Regions from separate parts of the Homo sapiens genome. Here region 1 is linked to region 2. Evidence: chromatin loops called from intact Hi-C (ENCODE). Cell type or tissue: heart right ventricle. All regions are shown on one strand. Each heading gives the region's core, and the rest is flanking DNA. Links, peaks and the distances in the headings are about the cores only.

Region 1 (8,334 bases), core at 157-8,156, 400 kb after region 2:
CGAGGGCAGGAAGCATCCAGCACAGAGAAAGATGGAAGCTGGAAGACTCAGCCAGTCAAGTTCTGCCTGCTTTATTCTAGCCGTGCTTGCAACTGATTAGATGGTGCCCACCCAGATTGAGGGTGTGTCTGCCTCTCCCAGTCCACTGACTCAAATGTTAAAGTCCTTTGGCAACACCCTCACAGACACACCCAGGAACAATGCTTTGCATCCTTCAATCCAATCAAGTTGACACTCAATAGTAATCATCACAGCAAGTTTATTAAGAAAGTAAAGGAATAGAGAATGACTACTCCATAGGCGGAGCAGCAGCTTGGGCTGCTGGACTAAGGATACTTATTGTTACTTTGTGATTATATGCTAAACAAGGGGTGGATTAATTATGAGTTTTCCGAGAAAGGGGTGGGCAATTCCCAGAACTTAGGGTTTCTCCCCTTTTTAGACCATAAAGGGTAAATTCTAGGTGTTGCCATGGCATCTGTAAACTGTCACGGCACTGGTGGGAGTGTTTCTTAGCATGCTAATGCATTATAATTAGCGTATAATAAGCAGTGAGGACAACCGGGGGTCACTTTCATCACCATCTTGGATTTGGTGAGGTTTGGCCAGCTTCTTTACCACAGCCTGCTTTATCAGCAAGGTCTTTGTGACCTGTATCTTGTTCCAACCTCCTATGTCATTCTGTGACTTAGAATGCCTAACCTCCTGGGAATGCAGCCCAGTAGGTCTCAGCCTTATTTTACCCAGTATCTATACAAGATGGAGTCACTCTAGTTCAAACGCCTTTGACAGATGTGTTTTCGTGTATGCAAACAATGATTGAGATGAGGTTTGGGTTCTTCACAAGGAGCCCAGAGCCTGTGCCCAAGGCTGTGGCCAGATCCTCTGGTTTACACAGAGAAGATCTCAGGCAGAGAAAAGGTGTAAAGATGCACTGTTCTCCTTGCTGGCTGCCGGTGACCTCTTTTCCACTCCAAGAAGCTCATGGACTCAGGGAAACAAGACAGCCTGTCTCAATGGCTCAGTCCACACGGACAGAGATTGAGGTGCAAGGGGAGGGAGTCCCTTAATCCACACACTGCTCACACTGGGACAGCTGCGTCTCCACTTCAACCCAGCCAGCTCTGCCCTGCATGAGCTTGGCCATGTGAGTTCAGCTGCATACCGACTGTGCTCTGTTGCAATGCTGCCTCTTTCTTTTGGGCTCTGAAAAGCCGCCCCCTGAGGCTCATGATTGCCCTTACTTTAAAGATGAGGTCAAGCACATTTGGCCGTCACTCAGGAGATCCTCTTGTCTGGTCCTTCTACCAAGAATCGTTGTTCTGCACCAGCTGTTGCAAGGCTCACGCCTAATAAATAAGCCCGCGTTCTGTTTTGCCCCCAGCTGGGCTGTACTACATACTGTCCTGACACTGACCACCTGGAGTTAGCACCAGACGCCACAAGTAAAGGACAGAGCCCTCCACAAGACTGACTTTACTTCAGACACTGGCCGCAAGTGGGGTCCCCAGGCCACCTGCACCGCTGGCCAACTGGCTACAGAGTCAGGTGTTCCTGTGAATCTGTAGCCAGCTGGCCAGCAGTGTAGGTGCTGGGGCCCCTCCAGTTTGAAAATTTGTTTTAAAGATGCAGAACACAGGCAAGTACTATACTTAAAATTGCATTTTTATTAGAAAGGATACCCATAGATAGAACAGGGTCTGGGAGGGTCCCAAACACAATTTTCTCAGGCTCTGGGCTCCTGGTCAAGAGCCCAAACCTCATCTCAATCATTATTTGTTCACATGAAGACACATCCAATGAACCGAAGTGGGCAGCAGGGCAACGCCAGACCCTCGGAAAGGCAGTGGGGCATGTGCATCTTAGAGGAAGAGACAAAGCATGAGCTTAGCTTGATTCCTGTATCATCTCATTTAATTCTCACAAGGTTCCCTAAGGTAGGTTCCATGGTACCTCCTTCATGGAGGGCATATCACCCTCCCAGCAGATCAGTGTGTTCAACTGGGAGCTCCTCTGAGCCTCAGTGTCTAGAGTTTTTATTAGGATTGCATTATGAATTGGGGTTTGATTATGAGTAATCAATGATTGATGATTGATTGGCTGCATGACAGAACTCAATCTCCAATCACCCTCCCCTCCTCTCTTCAAGTGGTTGGTCTTTCTGGTGACCAGCTCCTATACTGAAGCTCTCTAGGAGCCCACCAGGACCCATCTCATTGGCATAACAAGACATGCCTATCACTGTGGAAATTCCAAGGGTTTTTGAAGCACTGTGTCTGGAACCAAGAGACAAAGACCAGATATATTCTTTTTTTTTTTTTTTTTTTGAGATGGAGTCTTGCTCTGTTGCCCAGGCTGGAGTGCAATGACATGATCTTGGCTCACTGAAACCTCCACCTCCTGGGTTCAAGCAATTCTCCTGCCTCAGCCTCCCAAGTAGCTAAGATTACAGGCCCCCACAACAATGCCCAGCTAATTTTTTGTACTTTTAGTAGAGATGGGGTTTCATCATGTTGGCCAAGCTGGTCTTGAAGTCCTGAACTCAGGTAATCTACCCGCCTTGGCCTCCCAAAGTGCTGGGATTACAGGCGTGAGCCACAGTGCCTGGCCCAGATATATTCTTGATACCACAGCCCATTACCAAGTGAATACAGCCTTGTAAAGTGCAACTTTCAAACTTACTTTGGGATCCATTTTATTATCTCTTTACTAGTTGTTCTTGCATCTGTCAGTTCCATTCTGATTTATGCCCTCATTTCTTGTATGGCATCCTAAACCCCCTCTCTGCATAAATTGGGGTGTAACAGATAGATTATTGCAGGCCCTTCCTTCAGCTCCGAAAGAACATGCAACATAAGAGCTGGAACTTCCTACATAGGAGCCACTGCTAGCCTCTAGGAGCCACAGCCAGCCTCTAGGAGCACTTTCTCAACGGCCCACACACCATCATAACTGCAGCCTGCTGCAGAGAGCTCTACAAACTTCCGTCGTTGATCTGTGATCTATGAGGCAAGCCTCCTCTCCCTGTGAGCAGACAGCGGTGTCAGAGGTGTGTAAACCAGAGCAACTCCATCTTGACTAGGGCCTGGGAAAAAAGAGGCTGAGACCTACTGGGCTGCATTCCCAGATGGTTAAGGCATTCTAAGTCACAGGATAAGATAGAAGGTTGGCACAAGATACAGGTAATAAAGACCTTGCTGATAAAACAGGTTGCAGTAAGGAAGCCGGCTAAAACCCACCAAAACCAATGGCCATGGGAGTGACCTCTGGTGGTCCTCACTGCTACACTCCCACCAGCGCCATGACAGTTTACAAATGCCATGGCAACGTCAAGAAGTTACCCTATATGGTCTATAAAGGAGAGGCATGAATAATCCACCTCTTGTTTAGCATATCATCAAGAAATAACCATAAAAATGGGCAATGAAGAATGGAATAGCCATTCTTCATTCCTTTACTTCTTAATAAACTTGCTTTCACTTTACTCTATGAACTCACCCTGAATTATTTCTTGTGCAAGATCCAAGAACCCTCTCTGGGGGTCTGGATCGAGACCCCTTCCCTATAACAGCAATGGGGACCCACACTGTGTGACACAGTGGTGCTGTCCCCCAGGTGGGATGAATATGAAGGAATGGGGTGGCAGCTCACTGGGCCAGCCCCCAGCCCCCAGGAGAACGCCCTGCCATCGTTGTCCCAACTGCAGGAGCTCAGGGAGAGGAGAGGAAGGAGGGAGAGCACTTTCTCAGTGCCCAGGCCAGGAGGGGCATCACGAGTGGGGTCTGTTGGGAGTGAGGACCCACCTTCCTGATCCCAGAGCTGCCCACTCCCACTGGGCCCAGCATACCACCCTGGGAGCACTGACTTCCCCCAGGGACCTTCCTGACATGGGGACAGGGAAAGGCACTACAGGGTGAGGTGGGGGTGAGGTTCTGTTGACAACCAAGTCTCCTGCACAGCTTGGTCCCTGAAACATCCCCTGACCCCAGCATCAAGCTGAACAGAGGGTAAACGGGATCTCTGTGTGAGGGTCCTCCATGCCACGGCTTGGGCAAGGCCAGAAGCTGCATCAAATGTCAGATAGGGAAGTCCCAGCCCAGGCAAGAAGGAGGCTTTAAAAAAGGCTTGTGTTTGTTGGCAAGCAGCAGTGCCAGGCCTGGCTTTTGATCAAAACATCCTAGCTGTTGGCAGAGACAAAGGCAATCCCTGGAAACAGCCTGGCTGGGGAGAGATGGAAGAGAGGGCAGGGTTGGGTAGGGGGGTCAGCTCTGGCCCCTCCCCAGCTGGCTCACAGCTTCCTACCCTCAGGGCCCGACCTTGCTCCTCCATGGGGAGGGAGGGGGTACTTGGAGAAAAGGCTTTAAATGCCTCACAGGCAGAGTTAGCAATCAGGTTTCAGGAGGAAACTCACAGATTGATGGGGAAGCCGTCAAATGCACCCCTGGCAGCAGGAGAGTGTGAATGGGACCGGGAACAGTGTCTGCCTCCAGCCAGGCTGCCCCCTTCTCCCGACTGCCCACTGCAAGGGCAGTCAGAGGGTCTTAGGTTCTGACACACAGACACACGCAGACACACACACACTCTTCACTCTCCACTGCAGCCATACAAAATCACATTCTTGGCCAGTCATGGTGGCTCACACCTGTAATCCCAGCACTTTGGGAGCCCAAGGTGGGCAGATTACTTGAGGTCAGAAGTTCAAGACCAGCCTGACCAACATGGTGAAACCCTGTGTCCACTGAAAATACAAAAATTAGCCGGGCGTGCTGGTGCACACCTGTAATCCCAGCTACTTGAGACGCTGAGGCAGGAGAATCATTTGAACCCGGAGGGTAGAGGTTGCAGTGAGCCGAGATCGCGCCACTGCCTGGGGGACAGAGCGAGACTCCGTCTCAAAGAAAAACAGAAACAAAAACAAACCAAAATCACATTCCCCACCTTTTACCAGAAGGCTTGCTCACACCTGTAAATGGAGTGTGCCTCCTCTCCACCTGTTTCTAATTAAAGATGTGTATTTTCTAAGGCACCACCCGCCACCTGGCAATGTCCTTACAAAAGAGACTGCTCCCTGCTGCAGGGCCAGGGATGGCTTCAGCCCAACGATGCTAAGAATCCATGGTGACAGAGACAGACATGGGGCCGGGATCCCAGGCCCAGCCTGCGCTTGGAAGCACCTCTTGCCTCACTATGGTGTCATAGACCCTCAGCCTGAGAACAGTCTCAGGATGCTGTTGAACTGAGACTTGGACTGAGAAAGGAGGCCAGGGGATAGACTGGAGGGTGCTTCCGAGTTGAGGTGTTGTCCTGAAGGTCAACAGTGGAGGACTAGCCAGGAACTGATCACGCCAGATTCTATACCAGCCTGGAGCCCACCTGGGCTCTCCCGGATGCTGCTAATCAGGATGGAGGGTAGGGGTGCTTGCTGCAGGTATTTAGAAGGCTCCCCAGCTAACCGCTCCCAGGCCTGCCTCCCTGTGGATGATTTGCACCAGGCTGTTTTGTCAGCCTAGCACTGCCTTCCCCGGGGAATAGTGAACTCACTTTTGCAGAGAAGGGATCTCTCAGAGGGCCCTTCCGAGGCACTCTCTGGTGTCTGCCCAAGCTCAGACAAGATGCATAGCCTGGTGCCTGCCAGGCCAACGGGGGTGACTACTTATCCAGCAGATAAGTGTGTGTGAGCAGCTCTGGGGACATGGGGCAATAAGGGGAGGTCTCATGTGTCAGGGGCAGCCAGGAAATGTTCTGTTAAGATGTCCTTTCTGTTCCTGAGATTTTCTAGCACCAGCAGACACCGTGGCCACCACCCCTCTCTCCCTACCCCATACTGCAGACGTTGGGAGTCTGCGGCCATGTAGGATGCAGCCCACAGCTTTGTCCCCAACATTCATGAAGGAATGCATGGTGTGTCACTGCCATTCTGAGATAGGAGTTCAGCAGGACTAGTTTCCCAGGACCCTGATGAAAAAACAGGATGCAGTAGAGAAGCTGGCCAAAACCCGCCAAAACCAAAGGTGGTGATGGAAGCAACCTCCGGTTACCCTTACTGCTCCTAAGATGCTAATTATAATACATTAGCATGCTAAAAGACATACCCACCAGCACCATGACAGTTTACAGATGCCATGGCAACTCCTGGAAGTTATCCTATATGGTTTAAAAAGGGGAGGGACCCTCAGTTCCAGGAACTCCCAGCTCCTTTCCAGAAAAACTCATTAATAATCTACCCGTTATTTAGCATGTAGTCAAAAATAACCATAAAAATAATCAACCAGCAGCCCTAAGGGCTTCTCTGCGTATGGAATAGCCACTTTTTATTCCTTTACTGTCTTAATAAACTTGTTTTCACTTTGCTCTGTCAGCTCACTCTTGAATTCTTTCCTGCACAAAGCCAAGAACCCACTTGGCCTTCTGGGCTGAGCCCCAGTTTTGGGGTTTGCCCTGTGACAATTCCATCCCCAGGTTCAGGGCCACTGAGACACGCATTCGGAACTGTCCCTAGCACTGGGTATTGGCTGCCTTGGTGACCAGGGCTAAGCGTTCACTGTGGCCATAATTAGAGCTGGGACAAATGGCTATTAGGTCCTAATTGTCAGCTTTTCCAAATCTGGAAAAAAGCCACGGGACAGAATTCCCAGAAGGGAATTGTCCCCACGGACTACTGGGGACCCTTCTCAAGGCTGTGGGCATCTGTTTGCGGAACTGTGTCATGGAAGCCACGTGCCATACTAAGTTTGAAGTCTGAGCCAGGCTCTCCTCTAAAGCATGGCTGTCCTCCTAGGTCCTCCTAGGATGGGCATCCTGGCCACCCCTTCCTTTGAGCTTCCCCCAGCCTTCTCCAATGTGTTTTCTGCCCAGCTAATGCCCCTTGCCTAACCCTGGACTTCTCACTCTCCTCCAAGCCCATTCCCTCTGCATTTGATAGCCACGTACCTGGCCCCCAGGCTGTGACTCACTGTTATCTCCAAGCACTAGAGAATTTTCTCCTGTCATCTTCAGCAACAAGTGGTTGCAGTTTTCATTGCAGTTTTCATTATAATAAGACCAAAAGAAAAAAAAAACTGTAGCTGAGAAAATAGATGTGTGCTTTCCACCCTACACTGAGAACATCTTGACATTTAAATCCAATTACCCTTTTCCCATTCTTGATGAGGATATGACATGCTGCTAGAACATTCTGCTAGATAAATATATCATATTCTCTGACTGCTCAAAACCTCCCAGGGGTGGATTTGGGGGTTCTGTGACCCCCGTTCACTATCGGCCTCTGTGAGAGGACAGGGTCGTGGACTGGCTGAGCTAAAAGGCCCTGAAAATGTTTGCCTGGAAAAATTTTGCAGCATTTGACCTCTGCCTTTCACTGAGTCATTAATTGGGAGAATGGAACAATTGCAGAAACAGGGGGACTTTTGTCCTTTGTATCAGATCTGTACACATTCAAACCCCCCATCCCTGGGCTTTCAGCAAAACACCACAAACCAGTAGGCCCTGGGCAGAGAGGTATTAATTAAGCACATTCCCATATTACTTCAAAATGTCTATCCTCCCAGAAGCAAAGAGTCATTGACTCTAAATGAAGCAGAAAGCCAGAAAGGAGCCCTTACAGCTATTATTCTGCTGTAAATATTAGTTCTCTTTTGACATCTGGAGAGAGAGAGTGCAAGTTTTTTCTTTTTTTCTTCTTTTGAGATGGAGTCTTGCTCTGTCACCCAGGCTGGAGTGCAGTGGTACGACCTCGGCTCACTGCAACCTCCGCCTCCAGGGTTCAAGCAATTCTCCTGCCTCAGCCTCCTGAGTAGCTGGGATTACAGGCACACACCAGCATGCCCGGCTAATTTTTGTACTTTTAGTAGAGATGAGGTTTCACCATGTTGGCCAGGCTGGTCTTGAACTTCTGACCGTGGGTGATCCACCCCTCTCGGCCTCCCAAAGTGCTGGGATTACAGGCATGAGCCACCGTGCCCGGCCGGAGTCCAAGATTTTTAGCAAGTGTGCATACTGTTCTGTGGCTAGAGAGGGAGATGGTGGGTGGGGAGGATATTGCCAGGATTAAAGCCGGGAGGACCCTGCATCCTTTGCCTTCCAGTAGGGTTCCCCAGTATGGGCCGCATCCACAGGGATCAGGCAAAACTCCCCCGCCCTCCTTCTGAAACCCACTTACCATGTAAAGTTACACGGTTTTAACTTGACTCTGCATCCATTTCCACCTGCAGAGAAAGAGGAAAATGAAAGTTCTGGGAGATTTAGAATCTCATTGTAACTGTTAATTTCAGCCAGGATGGAATCCCTTTCCTATCCTTGTCCCAGCCATGACTATTATCATCCTCCGTTGACCTC
Region 2 (8,334 bases), core at 310-8,309:
TTCTATCATCTCAGCACCCAGTGTTGCCAGTGACAGACATGATGCTAATATGATTGTCATTCTTCTGTGGGGGCCTGATTTCCCATCTCTGTTTGGCAGGATTTTCTCTTTCTCATGCTGAAATTTCATGAGATGAACTTCCTCTTCATTCTTCTCCCTTCATCAGTCTTCACCCATCTTCTCTTTTGTTCCTTCTATTGTAACAAGGGAGGTGACCCTCCTTCTGCCCCCAGTCAAGCCCTGTTCTCATGCTCTGGACGCATTTTCTTTCACGTTCTCAGGGGTGCCACCCCACCTGCATTGAACTATGCTCTAGGGTCCCCCACTTAAGAAAACAAAACGCCTCTCTCTGACTACGCACCTTTCCACCCATCTCCCTATTTCTTTCTTTCTTTTTTTTTTTTGAGACAGAGTCTAGCTCTTCTCCCAGGCTGGAGTGCAGTGGTACAATCACAGCTTACGGCAGCCTTGACCTCCGGGGCTCAAGCCATACTCTCACGGCAGCCTCCTGGGTAGCTGGGACCACAGGTGTGCACCACTGCGCCCGGCTAATTTTTTTTTTTTAATTATTTGTAGAGACAGGGTCTAGCTATGTTGCCCAGGGCTGCTCTTGAACTCCTGGCCTCAACGATCTTCCTGCCTTGGTTTCCCAAAGTGCTGGGGTTACAGGCGTGAGCCACCACACCTGGCCCTTACTTCTTGACTCTTCACTCATAACTAAACTTCCTGACAGAGTTCTCTGTAAACACTATCTCTGCCTATTCACCTTTCATTGATTTCCCAATGCGGTTTCATCTGCTCCCTACACTTTACTGAGGTTGTTGTTGGAAAGGCGCCCTCCCTGTTTTAAGGCCCAGCAGTGGCCCCTCCCCTGGTCCTCAGCAGCGTGCTGCAGCCTCCCGTTGGTGAAGTGCTTCCTCTCTTGCTGTCTACCTGCTGCTTCCAGTCTCCGGCGTCAGCTCCTCCTCTCCCAGGGGCAGCCTCACTTGTCTCCTCTATCTGCACTGTTCTTCTGGGGACTCTAATCCTCTCTAAGGGCACCTTGTTGATCGCCTTGTTGTTTAGTACCAAATTCATGTCTTCAGCCCAGAGGCCAAGCCTGAGCATCACCCTCTAACATCTGATCTCTCTATCTGTCTATTTCACAGGTATCTCGGAATTAACAAGTCTAAGATGAAATCTTGGTTTCCCTGTGAACTTACCTCCTGCCCCTAATCTGCCCCTTCTTTCCAGCTACTTAAGCCAGAATTTGAGGAGCCAATCTCTACCTCTCCTTCTTCCCCACCGTTCCATGCCTAATCTCTTATAATCTATTCTCTCCTCTTTGGCTCAAAATAGACCTATCAACTTCTTATCCCCGCTGCCAATACCCTAGTACAAACCACTGCTGTCTCCCACCTGGACCACAACGATGGGCTAACCCTAACTGGGCTCCATGCCTGCCTTCCTGTTCCCTTACCATACATTCTCCAACCAGAGGCACTGTTGCAAAAACATAATCCAGTGCATAACTTCCCTTTGCGCTTAAAATAAACCCTACAAGGCCCAGCATGATCCAGCCCCTGCTTCTCTCTCTCCAGCAACACCTATGTCCTTCTCCAGCCCCACCCAGCTTCACACCTTCATTCATGCAGGAACTTCGGTCTTTCAGTTTCAGCCTCTGTGTCAGCAAAGACCCCTTCCATTTTGAAGAGAATCAACCAGTTGAGGAGCGGGTGGATGATAGAGCAAGTTGCCCACAGAGACAGCAAATTGGACTCATTCTCCCTTCCAGTGACGAAGGATATTTATTTTTCTGACTCAGGACTAAAGGGGGCTGAGAGGCCCATGCTGGGAAAAGTACTTGCAATACATATGGCAGAGGAAGGGTTAATATCCTACACGCACAGACATCCTTGAGAAGAAAAGCACAAAAAATTCAATGGGAAAAGGAGGGGGAGGAATTTAATAGGTTTTCCACAGGAAGAGAAATTTAAATAGCCAATAAATAAGTGAAAAGATCAGTTTCATTAGTAATCAGGGAAATGCCAATTAAAGAAACTAGAGCAGGTTTTTAAAGAAAAAACTCATCAGATTGGCAAAAATTAAAGAGTGGCTGGCTGGTAAGAATACATGAAATCAGACACTGTACCTTGTGGGTAGAATTGCAGCAATGCTTTGGGGAAATAATTCGGCAATGTCATTCAGATAAAAAAAACATACACGTGGCCGGGCAAGGAGGCTCACGCCTATAATCCCAGCACTTTGGGAGGCTGAGGCTGGTGGATCGCTTGAGCCCAGGAGTTTGAGACCAGTCTAGGCAACATGGCAAAACCTTGTCCCTACAAAAAACACAAAAAATTAGCTGGACATGGTGGCACAGGCCTGTAGTCCCAGCTACTCAGGAGTCTGAGGTGGGAGGATTGCTTGAGCCTGGGAGGCAGAGGTTGCAGTGAGCCAAGATTGCGCCACTGCACTCCAGCCTGAGTGACAGAGTGAGACGCTGTCTCCAAAAAAAAAAAAAAAAAAAGGAAAAAAGTTCCCTTTGACCCAGAAATGACAATTCTTGAGAATCTATCTTCTAAAATTACCAGCCTACAAGTATATTTACACCAAGATGGCATTTTAGCACTGTTTGCAATGGCAGAAGTCAGAGGAGAGGGTAGGAAAAGATTCTACCAAAACAGAAAATCACTCATGATGTCATGTTAAGTAAGATAGGAAGAAACAAACTTCTATCACTATTACTCCAAATCTGTAAACATTGACTAAGTATGTGGACAAAGGGTAGAGGGTGCCATGTATCTACAGAAATATTGATTTAAACAGCTCGTGGAACTGTGGGGGAGTTTTGTTTGAATTGTAATATTGTTTTGCCAATTATGTAAATAATTTTTTAAAAAATTATTTTATTTTATTTTATTTTATTTTATTTTTATTTATTTATTTTTTTTGAGATGGAGTCTTGCTCTGTCACCGAGGCTGGAATGCAGTGGTGCCATCTTGGCTCACTGCAACCTCCACCTCCCAGATTCAAGAGATTCTCTTGTCTCAGCCTCCCAAGCAGCTGGGATTACAGGCGTGTACCACCATGCCCGGCTAATTTTTGTATTTTTAGTAGAGATGGGATTTCGCCAGGTTGGTCAGGCTGGTCTCAAACTCCTGACCTCAAGTGATCACCCTGCCTCGGCCTCCCAAAGTGTGGGATTACAGACGTGTATTTTAACTTTTTTGAGACAGTTTTAGTCTATCCCCCAGCCTGGAGTACAGTGCTGCGATCATAGCTCACTGCAGCCTTAAACCCGTGGGCTCAAGTGATCCTCCTGCTTTAGCCTCCTGAGTAGCTGGACCACAAGTGTGCGCCACCACGCCTGCCTTATTTATTTATTTATTTATCTACTTATTGGCATATTTATTTATAGAGGTGGGGGGTCTTGCTATGTTGACCAGGCTGGTCTTGAACTCTCAGCCTCAAGCAATCCTCCCTCCTCGGCCTCCCAAAGTGCTGGGATTACATAGTGAGCCACTGTGCCTGGCCATGAATGGCAAATAATAAAAAAAAAAACCCACAAAGAAGCCATAACTGAGCATTCTTCTGTTACTTGATGGATCTGTAGAGAAATTAAACTTTGCTTTCAATAAGACAAACTACTTTCATCAGAGAGATTTCCAAAAATAGTACTTCCTCACTTTCTGGTGAAACTATTCCTCATTTTGTATTGCTTTATACTAATATTTTTTGGTTTAATATTGAACTCAACCGCTTTTTCAAAGTTTTTGCAATACAGCTAGTATATTTTCCCTACTGAAGACATCCTCTTCCTTCTAAAAAAACAATTGCTTGGTTGGTTTTGCCCATTATATAATTGTAAACAGTGGACACAGATGACCCAAACTACCCCTTGGAGCTTTAGTCTTTCGTGATGGACCAATTCCTCCATTCTTTTAATAGCTTTGGTTCCTCTTTGCACGCTGCCAGCCAGAAAACTCTACATGCTTGTGGTAGAAAGCTGCCCTAGCTAAGCACAGTTTTCTGGGTGTGGCTCTACCGTACTTCCCTCATCTGAGCAGCCATGGCTCTCGCTGGCCTTTTTGGGTTCTCTGGCACTAGCTGGTCTGTGACCTTCTCCTGAGAGGGCCTCTTCAGTGTCTCTATGTGACTGTGCTACCACCAACTACGGCCACAGTCTCTATCACTCATACTCTCTGCCACTTATAGACTCCACTAAATAGATCTATACTTTCCCAATCACATGTGAGCGTTAACATGTCCAAGCTCACTTACTATGATGACTGTTATCATTTTTAAAAGGAGAATGACAAGTGTTGGTGAGGATGTAGAGAAATTGAACATTCATATATTGCTGGTAGAAATGTCAAAGGGTGGCCAAGCATGGTGGCTCATGCCTGTAATCCCAGCACTTTGGGAGGCTGAGGCGGGTAGAACACCTGGGGTCAGGAGTTCGAGACCAACCTGGCCAATATGGGGAAACCCCCTCTCTACTAAAAATACAAAAATTAGCCCGGCGTGGTGACGTGCACCTGTAGTCCCAGGTACTCAGGAGGCTGAGGCAGGAGACTCGCTTGAACCTGGGAGGTGGAGGTTGCAGTGAGCTGAGATTGTGCCACTGCACTCCAGCCTGGGCTACAGAGCAAGACTCCGTCTCAAAAAAACAGTGAAAAGTTGCAGTCACTGCAGAAAACAATATGGTGGTTCCTCCAAACATTAACAATAGAATTCCTATATGATCCAGCAATTTCACTTCTGAGTACAGACCTGAAAGAACTGGAAGCAGGGTCTCAACAAGGTATTTGCACATCCGTGTTCATAGCAGCATTATTCTCAATAGCCAAAAAGTAGAAGCACCCCAAGGGCCTATCAATGCATCAATGGATAAACAAAAGATGGTACGTCCATACAATGGAATATTATTCAGCCTTATAAAGGAAGGAAATTCTGGTGCGTGCTACAATATGGATAAACCTTGAGGATATTATGCTAAATGAAATAAGCCAGTCGCAAAAAGCAAATACTGTATATTCTAAGCAAATACTATATGAGGTACCTAGGGTAGTCAAACTTATAGAAACAGAAAGCAAAATGGTGGTTGCCAGGGGCTGGGGCTGGGGGGAGTGGAGTTGTTCAGTGGGTACAGTTTCAGTTTTGCAAGATTAAAAGAGTTCTGGAGATTGGTTGCACAACAAATGAATGCATTTAATACGACTGAAACATACACTTAAAATTGGTTAAGGTGGTGAATTTTATCTTATGCATATTTTACCAGGATTTAAACTTTTTCTTAAATAAAAAAAAAAAGGCTTGGAGCTGGGATCCAAACCCCATCATCTGGTGGCAGTGCTAACTCTGAACAGTAGGCTATGCTAGTCCTGCAGGTAAGAGGACCCACACACATTAGAAGGCAGTTCATGTTCCCACTCCTGCCAGAGCGTGCACCCTGGCGGTCTCACTCCCCAGCCCAAGCAGCTTATCAATGGATTCCTTATATGTACATTCAGGGCACTGCCCCTCCACCCACCCCACCTCTGTCCAGCTGGGTTCTGGTAAACTCATTTCTGTGTCTTCATTAATTCTCTCATGACTGGTGTCTTAGCAGCCACCCTCAATCACACACAACAAAAGCAGCACATCCTCTATCACCTATAAAGCTGGAGCCTGGGCCAAGCGTGGTGGCTCACGCCTATAATCCCAGCACTTTGGGAGGCTGAGGCAGGAGGATTGCTTTAGCCCAGGAGTTCGAGACCAGCTTAGGTAACATAGTGAGACCCTCGTCACTACAAAAAAATTTAAAAAACTAGCCAGGTATGGTGGTATGCACCTGTAGTCTCAGCTACTTGGGAGGTTGAGGCTGGAGGATCGCTTGAGCCTGGGAGGTCAAGGCCGCAGTAAGCCATGATCTGAGCCACTGCATTTCAGCCTGGGCAACAGAGCAAGACCTTGTCTCAAAAAAAAAAAATCTGGAGCCTAGTGAGTGGTGAACACACATTAATTAATAATTTAATAAATTATTAATTAATTGTTGGTAATTAATAATCACCATCTGGTTATTAATAAGCATTTAATTAATATGTAATAAGTAATAGCATTAAATGAATATAGACAAAAATTGAGAATTTAAAATTGGATGTAAGAAATAACTTCTTGGTAGGTCCACTTTATTTCTTTTATTCTTTTTCTTTTTTTCTTTCTTTTTTTTTTCTTTAAAGCGATAAGGGCTTGCTCTGTCATCCAGGCTGGAGTGCAGTGGTACAATCACGGCTCACTGCAGCCTTGAACTCTTGAAGTGATCCTCCCACCTCGGCCTCCTGAGTAGTTGTGACTATAGGCATGCACCACCACACCTGGCTAATTTTTTTGTTTTTTGTAGAGACAGAGTCTTGCTATGTTGCTCAGGATGGCCTGGCCTCAAGTGATCCTCCTGCCACAGCCTTCCAAAGTGCTGGGATTATGGGCATGAGCCACCATGCCTGGCCCACTCCATTTCCTAATAGGTGACATTGTGGCATACACTATTTGTACATATCTATGCTATATTATGCCTTTCTGAGGTCATTTATTATTAAAGGAAATTTTTTTTTGAGACAGGGTCTCACTGTTGCCCAGGGTGGAGTACAGTGGTGAAAGCACAGCTCACTGCAACTTCAACTTCCTCAAGCAATCCTCCCACCTCAGCCTCTCAAGTAGCTGAGACTACAGGTGCATGCCACCACACCCAGCTAATTTTTGTATTTTTTGTAGAGATGGGGGTCTCGCTACATTTCCTAGGCTGGTCTTGAACTCCTGGCCTTAAGTGATCTGCCTGCTTTGGCCTCTCAAAGTGCTGGGATTACAGGCATGAGCCACGGCACCTGGCCTCTGAGGTTATTTAAATCTAATTCTGCTTAATAACAATTTAGGAATATGCTAAATTGCCTCTTAACGTGTTTTCCCATTGGTTAAGTCCAGAATCCATCAGGGTTTTATAGGTCTTACTGACTTACAAGCAAGAGGAACTGAGTCTAGTTAACTTAAACCAAATAATCTATGGAAAAAATATGGAGAAGCTCATAGAAACCAAGAAAAAACCTGGAACAACTGCACAAATGACAGTCACTAGAGCAACTCCAGGAATCCAGATGGCAGGAACGGACCAGCATCTACTATGGTGCCGCTGCTGCTGAGAAGAACCAGCCCAGCCATTTTCTTTGTCCCTGCTGTCATCATTGGAATTCGCAAGAGGAACATCTGATATTGCTCTAGCCTGCTTAACCAACCAATCACAGTGACTCTGTTGTGGCCCGGCCAGGCTGGCTGCTCAAAGAAGAATTTGTGCCATTATCAAAAGAATCAGTGGGTGATGACAAGGACGAGCTGTGTCCACCCCAAAGACTCATGAGCCTTTCTCCTTGGCAGTGCCTTCCAACCAAGCATCTTCTTTTTTTTTTTTTTTTTTTTTTTTTTTTTTTGCCCAGGCAGGAGCACAATGGTGTGATCTCGGCTCACTGCAACCTCCGCCTCCCAGGTTCAAGTGATTCTCCTGCCTCAGCCTCCCGAGTAGCTGGGATTACAGGCATGCGCCACTATGTCCAGCTAATTTTTGTATTTCTAGTAGAGATGGGGTTTCTCCCTGTTTGTCAGGCTGATCAAGAACTCCCAACCTCAGATGATCTGCCCCCCTTCGGCCTCCCAAAGTGCTGGGATTACAGGCGTGAGCCACTGCACCCGGCCCCAACCTAGCATCTTATGGACGTTACTTGGCTTATATAGACTCAGGTATGGCTTTAATTTTTTAAATGTTAAGTAATTTTTAACCAGTCCCTAAAATACTGTCACCCTCCGTGACATCACCTCTCTGTCCACACAGAGAATGGACAAGGTCCAGGAGAGCACAAATCTACCCCATCCATTTTGACCCCAATTCCAGTTTATGAAATTGATAAATACCTGGACTGTCTATGCAAGACACTTTCTTGTGGCAAGTCAAGTTCTATTTTCCTATTAAGTTATTTACAATATTAAGGTTTTGTCCTCTTCATTTTTGACTGTTCTTCAGTAAATACTGGCCATGACTATGGGACTGTCTTATGAATTAAGTGATGCTCTGTTCAAAGACTACTCCATGTGAGATCCTGTAACACTGCTGCTTCAGTAAAGCTGTTTTCTTCTACCTTTGGCTCGCCCTTGAATTCTTTCCCGGGCAAAGCAAAGAACTTTCTTGGGCTAAGCCCTTATCTGGGGCTCACCTGCCCTGCATCAGTATTAGCACAAGGACAGACAAACTGACCAGTGGAAAAGCACGTACAGATACATACAGTCAACTGATTTATGACCACAGCCACCTGTATTGCAATGAGGAA

The links. A loop is a pair of places that touch in the nucleus more often than their neighbours do. Peaks named below come from ENCODE experiments on the same cell type or tissue, not always from the same donor. Only the 100,000 strongest peaks of a DNase experiment are listed, where the experiment ranks them.
Region 1: a loop joins it to region 2, with 7 times the contacts of the local background. A loop is called at or near these places in 1 of 110 quality-filtered maps.

What each region holds. Positions count from the first base shown.
Region 1 is chr19:33,730,925-33,739,258 of GRCh38, forward strand. All of the region lies in intron 3 of CHST8 (carbohydrate sulfotransferase 8), which reads left to right. Among named protein-coding and RNA genes, the nearest start is that of KCTD15, 62 kb to the right of the region's middle. In heart right ventricle, for the core only: no CTCF peak of the experiment used is centred there; a DNase peak (open chromatin) is centred at 4,167; H3K27me3 peaks cover 2,747 bases.
Region 2 is chr19:33,328,450-33,336,783 of GRCh38, forward strand. No RefSeq gene overlaps it. Among named protein-coding and RNA genes, the nearest start is that of CEBPA-DT, 30 kb to the left of the region's middle. In heart right ventricle, for the core only: no CTCF peak of the experiment used is centred there; a DNase peak (open chromatin) is centred at 4,021; H3K27me3 peaks cover 557 bases.